2 separate regions of the Homo sapiens genome follow, and region 1 is linked to region 2. A link is a loop called in an ENCODE intact Hi-C map of the cell type or tissue named here. Cell type or tissue: mammary epithelial cell. All regions are shown on one strand. Each heading gives the region's core, and the rest is flanking DNA. Links, peaks and the distances in the headings are about the cores only.

What was found. A loop is a pair of places that touch in the nucleus more often than their neighbours do. Peaks named below come from ENCODE experiments on the same cell type or tissue, not always from the same donor. Only the 100,000 strongest peaks of a DNase experiment are listed, where the experiment ranks them.
Region 1: a loop joins it to region 2, with 4 times the contacts of the local background. A loop is called at or near these places in 22 of 110 quality-filtered maps.

Annotation. Positions count from the first base shown.
Region 1 is chr11:129,275,772-129,283,509 of GRCh38, forward strand. It overlaps LOC399975 (a long non-coding RNA gene), which reads right to left and starts at 7,393. Exons shown (of 2, transcript NR_145484.1): 1 at 7,255-7,393. It also overlaps a transcript of ARHGAP32 not described here. RefSeq lists an enhancer at 7,260-7,738. In mammary epithelial cell, for the core only: a CTCF peak has its summit at 3,015; a DNase peak (open chromatin) is centred at 3,860; H3K4me3 peaks cover 2,196 bases.
Region 2 is chr11:129,329,068-129,336,805 of GRCh38, forward strand. It overlaps LOC105369572 (a long non-coding RNA gene), which reads right to left and starts at 2,148. Exons shown (of 3, transcript XR_948175.2): 1 at 2,011-2,148. In mammary epithelial cell, for the core only: CTCF peaks have their summits at 2,930 (motif pointing left) and 5,049; DNase peaks (open chromatin) are centred at 2,314 and 2,934.

The DNA of each region.
Region 1 (7,738 bases), core at 1,012-6,011, 53 kb before region 2:
TGACATGAAATTTTATCCTTCTTTGGATTGTTTTCAACCATTTAAAAATATAAAAATCATTCTTAGCCATGGGCCAGATATGGCCTGCAGGCTACAGTTTGCCCATCCCTTCCCTAAATAATGCAGACAAATTTAAAATATTTTTTACTAAACAGTTCTTACAAATCATTAACTTGTAACCTCCTTTGGTATTGTGAACTGATACTTTAAAGAAGTTCAAAGTCTTGTCCAGCCTTGGCACAGGCCAGTAGTCCCAGCTGCTCAGGAGGGCAACGCAGGAAGATCGCTTCAGCCCAGAATTTGGAGGCCAGCCTGTGCAACATAGCATGACCCTGACTCTATTAAATTTTAAAAAGCAGCAGCAGCAGTAGCTCACAGTCTCAATAAATTTGATCTGTCTCCAAGTAATTGAAAATTCCAGAGAGTTCAAAATTGCAAGTACTACCGGTGGATTTTCTAAATAAGACAGAGCACAGAATTTTGGAACTAGAAGAAATCTAACACGTTCTCATTCCTTATCTGTTTTTGTTGTTGTTGTTGTTGTTTTGAGACAGGATCTCACTCTGTTGACCAGGCTCAAGGGCAGTGGCACAATGATAGCTCACTGTAACCCCTAATTCCTGGGCTCAAGTGATCCTTCCATCTCAACCTCCCGAGTAGCCAGGACTACAGGTGTGTGCCACTACACTCAGCTAATGGTTTTTATTTGATTTTCTGTAAAGACTGGGCCTCTCTATGCTGCCCAGACTGGTCTCAAACTCCTGGCCTCAAGGGATCCTCCCACCTCTGCCTGCCAAAGCATTTGATTAGAGGTGTAAGCCACCCTGCCCAGCCTTTATATGCATGTTTTTTAAATTTCTGTTACAACATTTAAAAGAGTTTGCTAGGCCAATTTACCAGGTAACATAGGTTAGTAACTAAGTTTATACGTAATGACAATACTTTACATATTTAAAAACAGTTCTGCAGAGCATTTTCATATCCTTTCTATCATCTGATCCTTCACAGCTCTGTAAGAAAAACAATGCAAGCCTTCTGATCCCTATTTTATAAAATGCAAACAAGCTCAGAAATGTAAATAACTTGTCCAAGGAAGGTACGCTGTCACACAGCTACTATGGGGCAGAACTGCAACCACAACCTAACTTCAAGTCCTTGCTGCCTCCTGACTACTTCCATGGACATTGGACTTCACAATCATGGGTTAAATCCGAAAAATTCTCAAGAATATTAGTCTTACTCTTTAAAAGTTCAACTATGTTAAGTTCCTTTTTGTTTCATTCTTCTGCTACCACAGCCTTATGAAGAAAACAGATGCCTAGTCCTTAACATTTATTACATGCGTCTACGATCAACATACAGTGTGCAGATAATATACTCAGGTCAGCTTGGGAAGGAAAACACTTGAATAAGTCAAGAGAGAACAAGCAACAATAAAAACATCGTTTATATAGCACCGAGAGAGAGAGAAAGTAGAGATGAATGTATTGCCATTAGTGTCGCAGGCCAACTTCAGAAAAGCTTTTGGTGACTGGAAAATGATACGGAGGTTAGGAAATGAACACAGAAGGAACATAACTACTGGAATTCAAACCAACATCAAAGGCTCTAAAGAAGACAGTTGAGCCTGTCTTGCTGGTTCTTAGTCTCTCCCTAGAAAACAAAACAGTTACATAACTGGAGAAGGTTCTTCCAACTAACATTTCCTCTCTGTCCCACTTATGTTTTTCTCCCCCACTACTTCACCCTGTCACCCACCTCAATGTGAACGATCATACAGTAAACTGGGCTTCCACCTTAGCTGTGTCCAGACAAGTCTCTGTCCAAAGTGCTGCTTTATACACGGACTGCTATAGGGACCACGGTACGAAGATAACTGGCTTAAACACAATTCCAACCTGACATTTCCATAGAGACACCTGCTCTATGAAGCATCACCATATATCCAATTCCAAGAATGACTCAGACTCCAGACATTCCTGAAAATGGAAATCACAACATCCTAATGCCTCATCTTCACAAACAGCCCCATTAAAAAGAAAACACAACATTGAGTACTTGAAAAACTTTGAGGTCATGTTGTAGTAGTAATTAAAGCTTCTCTTTCCTTCACACTCAAGTCCAAGGAACAAATATCGATTCTCAGTTAGACTTCAATGTATCCAATAAGGAAGGATATATTGAGTCACAACCATAAATACTCAAAAATATTACAACAAATCCAGTCACTGATTCAAACTAGCAAACTGTGGAGACTCTTAAGAGCCACCGCACTCCAGCACCATTTGCTTTTTCTTCTTCCAATAGAAATACAAACATAGACAATGTTTACAAAAGCAACCAATGTATCAGAAAAGTTATCCCCATTCAGACTGACTTAAAAGGTCTAAATCTGTGCCAAATAAAACTCTGAAAGAATAGAAAATAAAAGAGATGCTGACAACAATGCTATGGCCCAGCTGCCAGCTAGCCATGTAGCATCACGCAGTGCCCCAAGCATTTTAAAGACAGATTGTAACTCTGCATTCAGATCAAAATTATAATTATCCAAATTCTATTTCCTAAAAGATGACTATTAAACTGCATCCCAAGCATTCTGCTTGGGTCTCCTCCTTCCTTCCATCTTCAAGTTTCACAAACAGAAGGTGAAGCTACAAAAGGTCCAAGGTAGACTAAAGCTAAGAAACCAAGTCTGATTTTCTCTCCCTACCGTTTCTTGTGTACTGCTTAAGAAAATCTTTAACATAAATATTTGATAAAGTCAAAAAACGGGAAACCAAGGTACAGGGGTGGCGAGGAAGCGAGGGGGAAAAAAGGCACTAATGCACCACCGTCGTCCAACATGCAGCGGCAACTTCAGTCAATCGGAAAGACGAGGGGGGAACTCCACGGGAGCCTAAGGGAGCAGAGACCTCTGGCCCCGCGGGGCCCACGCACACCTGGGGGCGGGACCCGCGATGTCGCCCGCGGGCAGCGGAGGGAAACGCTCCCGCGGCTCCTCCGGGAGCGCCGGTGTCCCTGGAGCCCCCACTCGGCCGCTCCCAGGAGTCGCGGCTGCCGCCCGCCTTGGGCCCGGGGCGGAGAGCGCTGCGGCAGGCCAGAACGCCGTCCGAACGCCCGGCTCGCGGAGGCCGCGGGGAGCGCGGGGCGCGGGCGCGGGAGGCGGTGGGCCCGCAGCGCCGTCCGCCCCGGGAGGCCGGGGAGATGGGGCCGGGGGCGGGGGGACAACCGAGAGGCTCCTCCGGGAGCATGCGATCCGGAACCCTCACTCTAAAAAGAATATTTTAAGAAGGAAAGAGAGGCCCCCCGCAGCCTTCCCCGCGGGGCCTGCCCACGTCACCGGCGCCCCCGGCCCTCCCGCGCGCCCGCCTTACCGAGCCCCGCGGCCCCGCCGCGCCGCCGCGGCGTCCCTGCGCCCCGCTGGCCGCTCCGTGTCTGCCCTCCGCGGGCCGGGCCCGACGCCCTCCGCCCGCCGCCGCCGCCGCCGAGCGCCGCCCGCGCCGCCGAGCCTAGCGCCTGGCCGCCGAGGGCAGCCGCGGGGGCTCGGCCGGGCGTCCCCCGCGCCAGCGCCTCATCCCGCCTCGCGCCCCGTCAGGCTCGGGGGCGGGGGCGCCGGGCCGCGGCCTCCAAGTCCCCACCTCCGGCACGCACCGCGCTCGCCCTCCCGCGGCGGAGTCGGCCCCCGGGGACGCGGGTCCTCGGGCTCCAGAGCCTCTCACCCTGACGCCTTCGGGCCGCCCCCGCAGCGCCCCCGCCCAGCTGGCCGGCGCGTGCCCCCGCCGGAGCCCGCCGCCCGCCCAGCCTCCGCCTCCTCCGCTCCGCCTCCTCCTGCACCCGCGACGCCCGCAGCGGGGAGAAGAGGCGCGCCGCCGCGGCCGCGGGCACGAGCACGCGCGAGGAGGGCGGGCGGCGGGCGGAGCGCGCGCGCGGCCGAGGGGGCGGGGGCGCGCCGAAGCCTCGCCTGCTGTTGTCCCGGGAGCGCACGTGCGCTGCGGTGGGGCGCCGAGGGGCGTTCGGCGGGTGCCCCTAGGGGACTGGGGGACAGGGAACGCGAAGTGGGTAGAGACGCTGCCTGAGAGGTCCCGACGTAGGCTGTTGCCTCGGCCCCGGCATTGTGCTGCGGTGCAAAAATAAAAAACCGGCCGCCGCCGCAGCAGCAGCAGTAGCACCGGGAAGAGGCATCCTCCGAGACTACGGCAGTGGCTCCTCTCTACTCCCAGCTGACCCCCAGAACACTGTCACCGCGCCGCGGAGGAGAGGGGGCTTTGCCTCAAGTCAGGAAGATCCTCGCCTCTCCATCCCTTGCACATTTGGGTCTAGAATGGACGCGCCCCGGTTATTATTTGGAATCCGGGGGCCTAAAAGTTCCTTCAGTTGGCTTCTTCATTCAGAGTTATGGACCAGAAAATTGAAAGTGGCATGGCAGGGGAGAGAAAGGACAAGAAAGGGTGAAAGAGTGGCCAAACTGAAGGTGCGTGGCTAGACTGAAAAGAGGTTTTGGAGACAAGGGAAGGAGCTCCCTGGGAACCCCCTGCCTGTGGATGGCACTGCCCTTGGTGCTTCCCCTGTTCCTTTTGTTCAGCCCCCAAAGGCGGTGCAGCACTTCCACCTGCAACGACCATCTGTGTCACAGAATACAGGAAAGATATCTTGACATTCTACCGCGTTCTATTTTCATTTTTTTCTTTCAAGCGTGTACCTTTCACTTCTGACTCAGTTTGGTATCTAAATAAATGTTGGGGGTGATTAACCTACAGAATTCACTCTTATTCTCAAGTCTACCGATGCCAAATACTGCATCATCTAATGTCACTGCAGTAATTTGGGTCCACTCAGCATTTAGTCATTTCAGTGGGAGTCACTGAATATAAAACGTGGCCTTGACCGCGATTAGCAGAATGTCAAGGGCATACGTGAAGCAGGATTTCACCACATCCTGGAGAGAAATTAGAGAGTGAACATGCACAATAATCCCACTCTTCCAGCTTCAGTGTAATCAAAGTTGCTTTAAAGAACAAGTACTAGGGAAGGGATGGAATGAGAAGATTTGCCTAGAAGCACAAACTAGGATGGGAAAATTTGAAAGAAGCCAACTTGAAATAAATGCATGGCAGCCCTCTGCTGGAAATAGTCAGGTGCACCTGAGATTCATAAGGGTCTTCATGGATACCTCCTAAGTGCTACAGAAACAGCAAGGTAAAGAACAAAAACTAGAGACCTTCGACTTCAGCATAATAAGGCCATAGTTTAAAACTCTTCTTTCACCAAACTGCAGCAATTCCCTGGGGTTCATCTTTGGGCCACAGAGAGCCATCTCTGCCAGAGAGGGACAGGTATGGATTAGGTAGCTTTTGTTGTTCTAGGGGTTTGTTGAGCATTAAACACAAACATCCTGTGATAGCAAGAGGAAGTCGTGTGGGACAGAAAACCAAGTCACTATGAGAAGCAAGTTTTGCCCAAGGCCCCAGTCTCTTGGCTACTCGATGACAATATGCATTCTTTTCAGAAATCCTTCACATCCCACAGTTTCACCACCGCACCCTGAAAGTCAGCCACAGCAGCTGAATGGATGTTAAATGGTTTATGGTTAAGTGGTGGAGGTACATAATATATAAAAGAGCTAGGATTATGCATACATTGGATGACACAGATATTTTACTTTAGAGCCTCTAAACATTTTGGTAACTTTCTCTCCTTATATGTAGTATATCTAGTTTATAGAAGAGAACAAAGGGATGCCATGTGTGTTTTCCAAAGATTAGAGGTGTTTGAGCAAGTTCAAGGGTGCTGGTGATGCTCCTTAACCTCATTCTGAGCCAGCACTCCCTCTCCTTGGGCCACACTGTCCAAATGTCCTGTGTCCTAGTTATTATTGCCAAACCTGCATATGAACTGGAAGTTGTGATTGCTGGGTAACTCTGCAGCCATCTGCCCTTGGCGTTTCAGATGTTTGTAATCAATTACCTCTGTCCTAATAACACCCTTAATGATTAAATACATAAATCACAAAAAATTGCAACATTCCTTATACAAGAAAAAGTCTGTCCAATGTTAAATAACTGAATGTGTAGCTTATGTATGGTTTGATTCAATATGTACAAGGTGAGGGGTAGGAGGGGAGGGGAAAAAACAAATTCCCCCTCTTGCCGAAGCTATTGGAGACCTCAGGCTGGCCTCCTTTCTCAGTCTTGGCACTGCTGTCTGCCAGGAGGTAGCATCTGGGTTCACTCCTGGCATCTCAGATCTGTTGCATTGCAGTCCCCTCTAGACGCTGAAGCAGCGTCACGGTGCAGACAAGTAGGGCCAGTGACGAGGGCAGCCACACAGAGGACTGCAATACGTACCTAACCTTGAGTTTGAAAGATGGCCTGGGAATTGAGCAAGGGAGAGAGAAGAAGCTTATTTGCATCCCCAAATTGAGAATGCTCAACAGCTGTATTGAGAAAAGTTGCTGAAAGTAGGCCAGGTTTCATAGAGAATTTTAACACAGAATTTTCCCAAAGCGACAATTGACATTGTCTTGCTTATTTATTCTTTCCTGGCCAAAGCGCCAGCTGCATATTGTGTCCCTATTAAAAAGAGATGTCAAAAAAAGATGTGTTGTCTGTCTGTAGCATACTCCTTGCTAATATTGACGCTCGTGAAACAGCCCCTGTAAACATGGAATCCATGCCCACTACCATGGGCAACATTTTAAGGAACACCAGTACTGCTGTTCACTGAGATGTTATTAATCCCTGATGCATTCATTGAAATGATAAACTTTCCATCTTCTCTCCTTTCCCTATCACATTTTCATCATGAACCTCTATCATAGTAATTCAGAACTTTGTGTTATTCTCCTATGAAATTTTTTTTTTCAGTCTTTAAACCTTAACACCAACTCCACCTATTGACATGTCCACTTTTGAATGGGGTCCTTGGCCTCCTCTGTGATTCTATCTGCTGCCTGCCCCAGGGCTCTGACCGTGGGCCCCTCCTGTTCTCTTTCTACACTGCCACCCTAGGCAGCATCCTCCAGCAAGGCTTTAAGTAGCCTCTACTTTTAACCCTGGCCCCTCCCCAGCACTCCACCCTCTTATATCCTGCTGCCTCCAGGCATCTCCATTTGAATATCTCCCACTTAATGTGTCTCAAACAGAACTTTTGATTTCCATATTGTAAACAAAACCCAAAACTGATTCCTCCAAGTCTGCCTCATCACAGGACAAAAAATATCTCTTCCTTTCAATCACCACGTTCATTTTAGCCTACCTTCAAATGGTACGGAAGCCAATCGCATCCTTCTCTCTTAACCACGAACACCCATGTCTGCCCTCCCCGTGATCTTTCTCCTGGGTGACTGGGACAGACGAACCATCACCCTGCTTCCACTTTTTCCCCTCCACGGTCTAGCCTCTACACAGCCACCAGAGAATTTATTGTAAAGCATTGGTAAGATAATGTCCTTGTTCTTGCCCAAAACACTCCAGGGCCCTGTGCTTCTAATCACACTGCAATAAAATCCAAAGTCCTTTCCCAGCCTTTCAAGTCCTTTCAGCCCTGACTCACCAGTTCAGTTTTTTACCTTTTGCCATTCACTCTGCCTCAGCCACACCCACCTCCCTCCTGAGGTTTCTCAGACCTGCCAGGAAGACTCCACCTTCCTGGCTTTTAAATTAACCTTCCTACTACTATATAAAATAGTTCTGCCTTCTCTGTCCCCTTACTCTGCTTCTTTTTTTTCTCATAGCACTTA
Region 2 (7,738 bases), core at 867-5,866:
CTGGGATGGATTAGTAGAATCAGGCTGCCATGGCTGGAGGAGATATCTTGCAGATCATGGAGTTCAACCCTTATTTTATGCAGATGAAAGAGCCAGAGAAGCTGCTGATTTGCTTTGCTTGCAGTCACACAGTTAGTTGCTAGCCAAGTGTTAATCCCTTAGAGAATGTTCTACTCCTAGTTCTTGGACTTCCGGTGTTTAAGTTCAGGTAATTTGTCTTCCACGCTAGAAGACAGTCCTCCATCTCTCCTCCAGAGCTCCAGTGTGGCCTTCTCTAATTTTCACAGATGTACACACCTTGGCTGAATCATGGCTCTGCCTCTTCTGTGAGAAATGTGAAGGCCACAAGGAGCCCAGAGGTAGGGCCTATTTCTTTTTCTTTTCCTTTTTTTTGAGACAGAGTCTCACTCTGTAGTCCAGGCTAGAGTACAGTGGTGCGATCTCGGCTCATTGCAACCTCCACCTCCCAGGTTCTCCTGCCTCAGCCCTTCAAGTAGCTGGGACTACAGGGGTGAGCCACCATGCCCAGCTAATTTTTGTATTTTTCGTAGAGATGGGGTTTCACCATATCGGCCAGGCTGGTCTTGAACTCCTGACCTCAAGTCATCCACTCACCTTGGCCTCCCAAAGTGCTGGGATTACAGGTGTGAGCCACTGGTAGGGCCTATTTCCAACTGGAGGGGAGGACTGGTGAGGAGGACTCTCAAGAGAAAAAGCCAAGATGAGTGTATTGAGTAGCCTGGTTTGTATCTGGGTGTGCTTTATGTCTCTGGCTATTCTCTTGGTACCTCTATCTGCTGTACACAGCGGGAGAGGAGAGAGCAGGAAGAGGGTAGAATAAGACCCCTGTGTTTTTCATTTTGTTCCTTGGATGACTGGTAGCGAATGTAGTACTGGTCCCATTACTCATCGGTGTTCTCGGCAGAAGGGGCCTTTGGGAATATTGTCCTACCTTTAATCTCCTTGGCATGTTCAGAAATAATACGCTGCTAGCCTCTGACAAGAAAGCATGCAGCCCTGAGTGATCACTGAAGGCTCTTCCTTACTGAGGCCAGGTCTGGGTTGGTTACACTGTGTCAGCCTAAACAGTGAAGCTTAGTATGGTGGCTGCTGGAGTCCTGCTAAGTGAATAAATTAGACTTAGGAAGAATAATTGCATAGGCCTGGTTGGGTAGCATTGCCGTCTGGCTCTATTTATCATCATAGAAAAGTATACCATATGCTATGGAGGTAGTGAAAAGAGCAGACAGCTCTTTCTGGAATGTTGGGAAGGTTTTATGGAGGTGGTGACATTTGAGTTGAGCCTTGGTATAGCAGCTTGTCCTGCGGAAATAGGGCAGGGGTGAGTGCAGAAGTGGAAAATCCATGCAGAGAATAGCCACATAGACAAGGACTCAAAAGAGAGAATGGAGTAGACTCTCTGCTTGCAGTTTTCTTTCAAAGATGGAATAAAAGAAAAATGACCAACTTGCTTGGAGAAAATACATTTTTATGATGCTTTGTTCTGATACTATCCTTAAGCACTAAGTGCATGGGCATGTGTGGAAGGTGGTCTTCGTAAGTCGATGAAAGCTGTTTTTACAGATTAAAGAGTGTATAGAAACATGTATGTGCATATACATGCTGACATCCATGCAAGGAGACAATTGTCCTTTGTGGCTGGCTTGGAAATCATCCTGCTCTTGGTCTTGCAAAATTCAGCCTTGTATTGATTGTAGTGATCACAGATTTTTAGACCACAGAGATGACATAATCCAACAGCCTTGTTTTTATAGCCAATAAGCCTGAGGCCCAGTGAATGACTTGCCTAACGTTAGTATTTCACCCACCTAGTAAGTGGGGGAACCAAGACAAGAATTTGGGTGCTCCTATGGACTGAGTTATGTCCCTCCGAAATTTAGTGTTGAACTCCCGAGCCCCAGTATCTCAGAATGTGACTCTATTTGGAAATAGGGTTTTATAAAAATAATTAAGTTAAAATAAGGTCATTACGGTGGACCCCAATCTTACCTGACTGATGTCATTATAGGAAGAGGAGATTGGTTACAGACAAGCACAGAAGGAAGACCACACGAAGACACAGAATGGAGGCTCTCTCTATGCTACACAGAGAAGTCTCAGAAGAAACCAATCTTGCTGGCACCTTGATCTCAGGCTTCCAGCCTCCAGAATTGTGAGAAAATAAAGTTCTGTTGTTTGTCACCCCATCTGTGGTAGGTTGTTATGGCAGCCTGAGGAAACTAATACAGGTGTCCTAATGGAAAGGCCCATGCTCTCATAGCTGCTTGGCAGCCTCCAGGGTGAGTAAGATGTGGCTGGAACGCAAGCACGCATTGTCTGCAAGTCCTCAGCTGCTGAGGGAAGGCTGGACCTTGTGCTTGGCTGCAGGGTGTGGCCTCTGACACGGAAGCACTTTTCCAGCCCTGGGTGACTCTTGGAGTGAGTATTATCACAGACCATGTCTGCACAATTTACATCCACCAATGAATTAACTTCTATTTACAAGACTTGAAGAAATGCACCAAGGTCGGCTGAATGAAAACTCAACGTCAGTAGCATTTTGTAATTGATGATGATGATGATGAATTAATTTGTGTACAATGACTATCAATACCTATTATCAATATCCATTACTTTTTTGTTTGTTTATTTGTTTTTTTGGGTTTTCTTGTTTTGTTTTGTTTTTTTTTTTTTGCATGTCTGAACTCTCTATCTTGGTTGTAGCCTCATTGTGGACAAGGAGTACAATAACATACTCAATTTTGCATCCTTTGCTGTTAATTAAAAAAAAATCCTCATTCGATAATGAGAAGAAAAATTATCAGCAATTATCTTAACAAGCAGCTCCCCGGCTCTGGCATGAGCACAAGGTCATCTAATTGGTGCCCATTGGAGACGCTCCGTCAGACTCCCCGTTGACATACTGCCATCTGGTGGAGCTGGGCGGGCGGATCAGCTTTCACAGTCTGATGTTGCCTGTGTCTCGACATATGTTTGTTCCCGGTTCCTGCTGATTTTCCTGACAGCTGTCCAAATCCAGGGGCGAGCACCATGCAGGCCCAGGCCTTGGCAGAATACTGAAGGAGGCAAACATTTGCTTCGGTGTTCTGCTGCTTTCCCTATCAGCGATACTCACAGCCTGGTGTGCTTCCTCTTCTGGATGAAATCTTGAATTCTGTTCCACAAATTAACACCTCTTTCCCTGCCCCAAATTTATTTTATTTGCATAGACCTCACAGTTTATACATTGCTTCTGAAACTCCTCTCCCATTTGATAGTCAAACAACTTTTCGAGTGTGCTGGACTAGAATATTAACCTCCTTCAACAAAAATTTATTGAATATTGATTGTACTCAGACTGGGAACTACGGTTACAAAGACAGAAAGACCAGGGCCAACTTAATTCATGGTTACAGAAGGCCCAGTACCCGAAGCCCACAATATTTTTAGAATCCCATGAAGATGTTTTAATTTCTTTTAAAATATAAGAAAACATGAAATTTTAGGTGCAAGAAAAATGAGTATCTTTATGCCAATGCAAATTTTTAACACAATTTTAGTATTTTTAAATTATAACATTTAATATTTTTATGGAGGAAGAAGTCCATGAAGGCAAAATTCTCCAGGACCCACAAAAATTGTAACGCCGTCTTGGGAAAGGCAGGAATAAAATTAGATAATCATGCATATAAAAGCTGCTGCTGGCCAGGCATGGTGGCTCATGCCTGTAATCCGAGCACTTTGGGAGGCTGAGGCAGGCAGATTGCTTGGGTTCAGGAGCTCAAGACCAGCCTGGGCAACTTAGTGAAACCCTGTCTCTCTCTCCATATATATATAATTTTATATATAAATATAAATATATATGTTATATATATATGTCTGAATATTTAGCTAGGTGTGGTGGTGTGGGCCTGTAGTCCCAGCTACTTGGGAGGCTGAGGCAGGCAGATCGCTTGAGTCCAGAAGTTCAAGGCCAGCGTGGGCAATTTGGCAAAAACCCCATCTATATTTGTAGAGATATATATAAATATATATATATATATTTAGCCAGGTATGGTGGCATGGGCCTGTCATCCCAGCTACTTGGGAGGTTGAGGTGGGAGGATCTCTTGCGCCCAGGAGGTCAAGGCTGCAGAGAGCCACGATCCTGCCACTGAACTCCAGCCTGGACAACAGAGCAAGACTCCATATCAACAAACAAACAAACAAACAAACAAACAACAAACAGTAATGTGGGACCATGGAGTGGGAGGAGTTTTAGTTTGTCTCTAAGTAGAGTTGAAATATGTTTGATTGAACACATCAGGAAAGACAGAAAGTAATTGTGTTGGAGCTTAGGAAACTGCTGGAAGGGAACAGGAGCTATGGCCAGTCCTGGGGTTCAGAGGTGCTGGGAATATCTGGTAAATGGTTGTAAAGCCTGTCAGAGATTCATTCCTCCAGGGATAGTATGAAGGGAGTTAGAAGGAGTTTCCTGGAAGAGAAATTATCCTAAGGAAGAAGAAAACAGGCCAGGTGTAGTGTCTCACACCTGTAATCCCAGCATTTTGGGAGGCCAAGGTGGGTGGATCACTTGAGGCCAGGAGTTTGAGACCAGCCTGACCAATACTGTGAAATACCATCTATACTAAAAATACAAAAATTAGCCAGGAGTGGTGGTACACTCATGTAGTCCCAGCTACTCGGGAGGCTGAGGCACCAGAATCACTTGAACCCAGGAGGGGGAGGTTGCAGTGAGCCGAGATTGTGCCCCTGCACTCCAGCCTGGGTGACGGAGTGAGATCCCATCTCAAAAAAAAAAAAAAAAAAAAAAAAAGGCAAGAAAAGAAAAGAAAACAGCCACAGGCTTCACCCTATAAGAAAGCCCTACTCACCCTCCTAATGGGACAAGTAATGTACAGGATGCCTGTCACTTGAATTTATTGCCTGCCTAGTTCTATGAAGAGCCTTAAAGTACCCAGTTAAAGTGGACTTATTTGTGAGTACTTATGAGACCCTCTTTGAACTCTCAGAGGCACTTCCCACAGTGGGGACCTTGTCAGCAGGGCTGTCATCCTAGTGGTGCAAAGTGGCATCTCACTGTGGTTTTAATTCCCAAATGACTAATGATGTTGAGCATCTTTTCATGTGGCTACCTCTCATTTCTGTAACTTCTTTGAAGAAATGTCTATTTAGAATCTTTGCCTACTTTTTAATCTAATTATCTTTTTATTATTGAGTGGTAAGAGTTCTTTATATATTCTGGATACAAGTTCTTTACATTATTTGCAAATATTTTCTTTCAGTCTTTCGGTAAAAGCTTTTAATTTTGATGAAGTTCATTTTATTTTTTTTTCTTTTATTGCCCATGCTCATAGTCTCATAGCTAAGAATCTTTTGCCAAAGCCAAGGTATTATGGTTTGAATGTGTCCCCCAAAGTTCATGTGTGGAAACTTAATCCCCAATGCCACAGTTGAGAGGTGGGCTTTTTTTTTTTTTTTGAGATGGGGCCTAGTATAGGCATTTCAGCTTTCTTATGGTTGTTGTTTGCATGATATATCTCTTTTCTATTCTTTTACTTTTAATCTCTTCATCTCTTTGGAATTAAGGCATGGCTCCTGTAGACAGCATATAGTTGAATCATATTCATCTATCCAGTCTGAAAATCTCTATCTTTTTATTGATTTGTATTTATTTATTTATTTTAATTTTACTTTACGTTCTGGGATACATGTGCAGAACATGCAGGTTTTTACATAGGTATACATATGCCACAGTGGTTTGCTGCACCTATCAACCTGTCATCTAGGTTTTAAGCCCTGCATGCATTAGGTATTGTCCTAATGCTCTCCCTCCCCTGACCCCACCCCTGGACAGGCCCTGGTGTGTGATGTTCCATTCCCTGTGTCCATGTGTTCTCATTGTTCAGCTCCTATTTATGAGTGAGAACATGCAGTGTTTGGTTCTCTGTTCCTGTGTTAGTTTGCTGAGGATGATGGTTTCCAGCTTCATCCATGTGCCTGCAAAGGACATGAACTCATCCTTTTTTATGGCTGCATAGTATTCCATGGTGTATAATGGGATTGCTGGATCAAATGGTATTTCTGGTTCTAGATCCTTGAGGAATCACCACACTGTCTTCCACAATGGTTGAACTAATTTACACTCCCACCAACAGTGTAAAAGCATTCCTATTTCTCCACATCCTCTCCAGCATCTGTTATTTCCTGGCATTTTAATGATCACCATTCTAACTGGCGTGATATGGTATCTCATTTTGGTTTTGGTTTGCATTTCTCTAATGACCTATGATGATGAGCTTCTTTTCATATGTTTGTTGGTGAAAATCTCTATCTTTTGATTGGATTACTTAATCTATTGATACTTAATGTTATGATTAATATAGTTGGATTTATATTTGCCATTTACTTTTGTTTTCTATATATGTCATGCCTTCTTTCCCCTTTATTCTTACTTACTTTGTTCTTTCTCTTTTTACATTAAGTGAATATTTTCTAATGTATTCCCTAATGATTTATTTAGTAATTTTTTCACTTCATTTTAGGATATAGTAGTTCTCCTTTATCTGCAATTTCACTTTCCATGGTTTCAGTTACCTGCAGTCAACAATGGTCTGAAAATATTAAATGGAAAATTCTAGAAATAAACAATTCATAAGTTTTAAATTGTGTGTGGTTCTGAGTAGCATGGTGAAAACTCATACCATCCTGCTCCGTCCTGCCTGGAATGTGAATCATCCCTTTTTCCAGTGTATCCACATCGTATATGCTATCAGCCCATTAGTGTATAGGAAAAAACTTAGTGTATATAGGGTTCAGTAGTATTGTAGTGTCAAGTATTCACTGGGGGTCTTGGAACATATGCCCTGTGGCTGGGCGTGGTGGCTCACGCCTGTAATCCCAGCACTTTGGGAGGCCAAGGCGGGCAGATCACAGGTCAGGAGATCGAGACCAGCCTGGCCAATATGGTGAAACCCCATCTCTACTAAAAATACAAAAATTAGCTGGGCATGGTGGTGGGCGCCTGTAGTCCCAGCTACTTGGGAGGCTGAGGAAGGAGAATTGCTTGAACCTGGGAGGCAGAGGTTGCAGTGAGCCGAGATCACACCACTGCACTCCAGCCTGGGCAACAGAGCTAGTCTCAAAAAACAAAACAAACAAACAAAAAACAAAAAACATATGCCCTGTGGATAAGGGGGAACTACTCTATTTTTTAGTGGTTGCTCTAGGGTTTAGCATGTACATCTTAACTTATGCAGTGATATATACAATTCCAGTGATATATAGAAATGTGACTGCTATATATCTGTCCATTCCCTCTTTTTTTGTGTTATTATTGATATGCTTATTCTATCTATTAATGTTATAAATGTAGCAATACATTGTTATAATTATTACTTTACCATCTGTGGTCATTTTCTTAGTCTCATACAGTTTTGCTTCCTCCATCACCTTTGTGCTGTAGTTGACAGATATATTACACAGGTTAGGTTGGTGCAGAAGTAATTATGGTTTTTGCTATTAAAGGCAATGGCAAAAACCACAATTACTTTTGCACCAACCAATAGATTTTATATGTTGTAGGCCCAACAATACATTATATATATATATATAATTTTATCCAATTAATTTTTAAATCAGTTAATAGAAGAAAGTAGAAAAAACTATGCACTTAAACTCTCTTATAAACCCATAATTACTAAAAGGAAAAACTGTTTCCACTCAACTCTCGCACAAC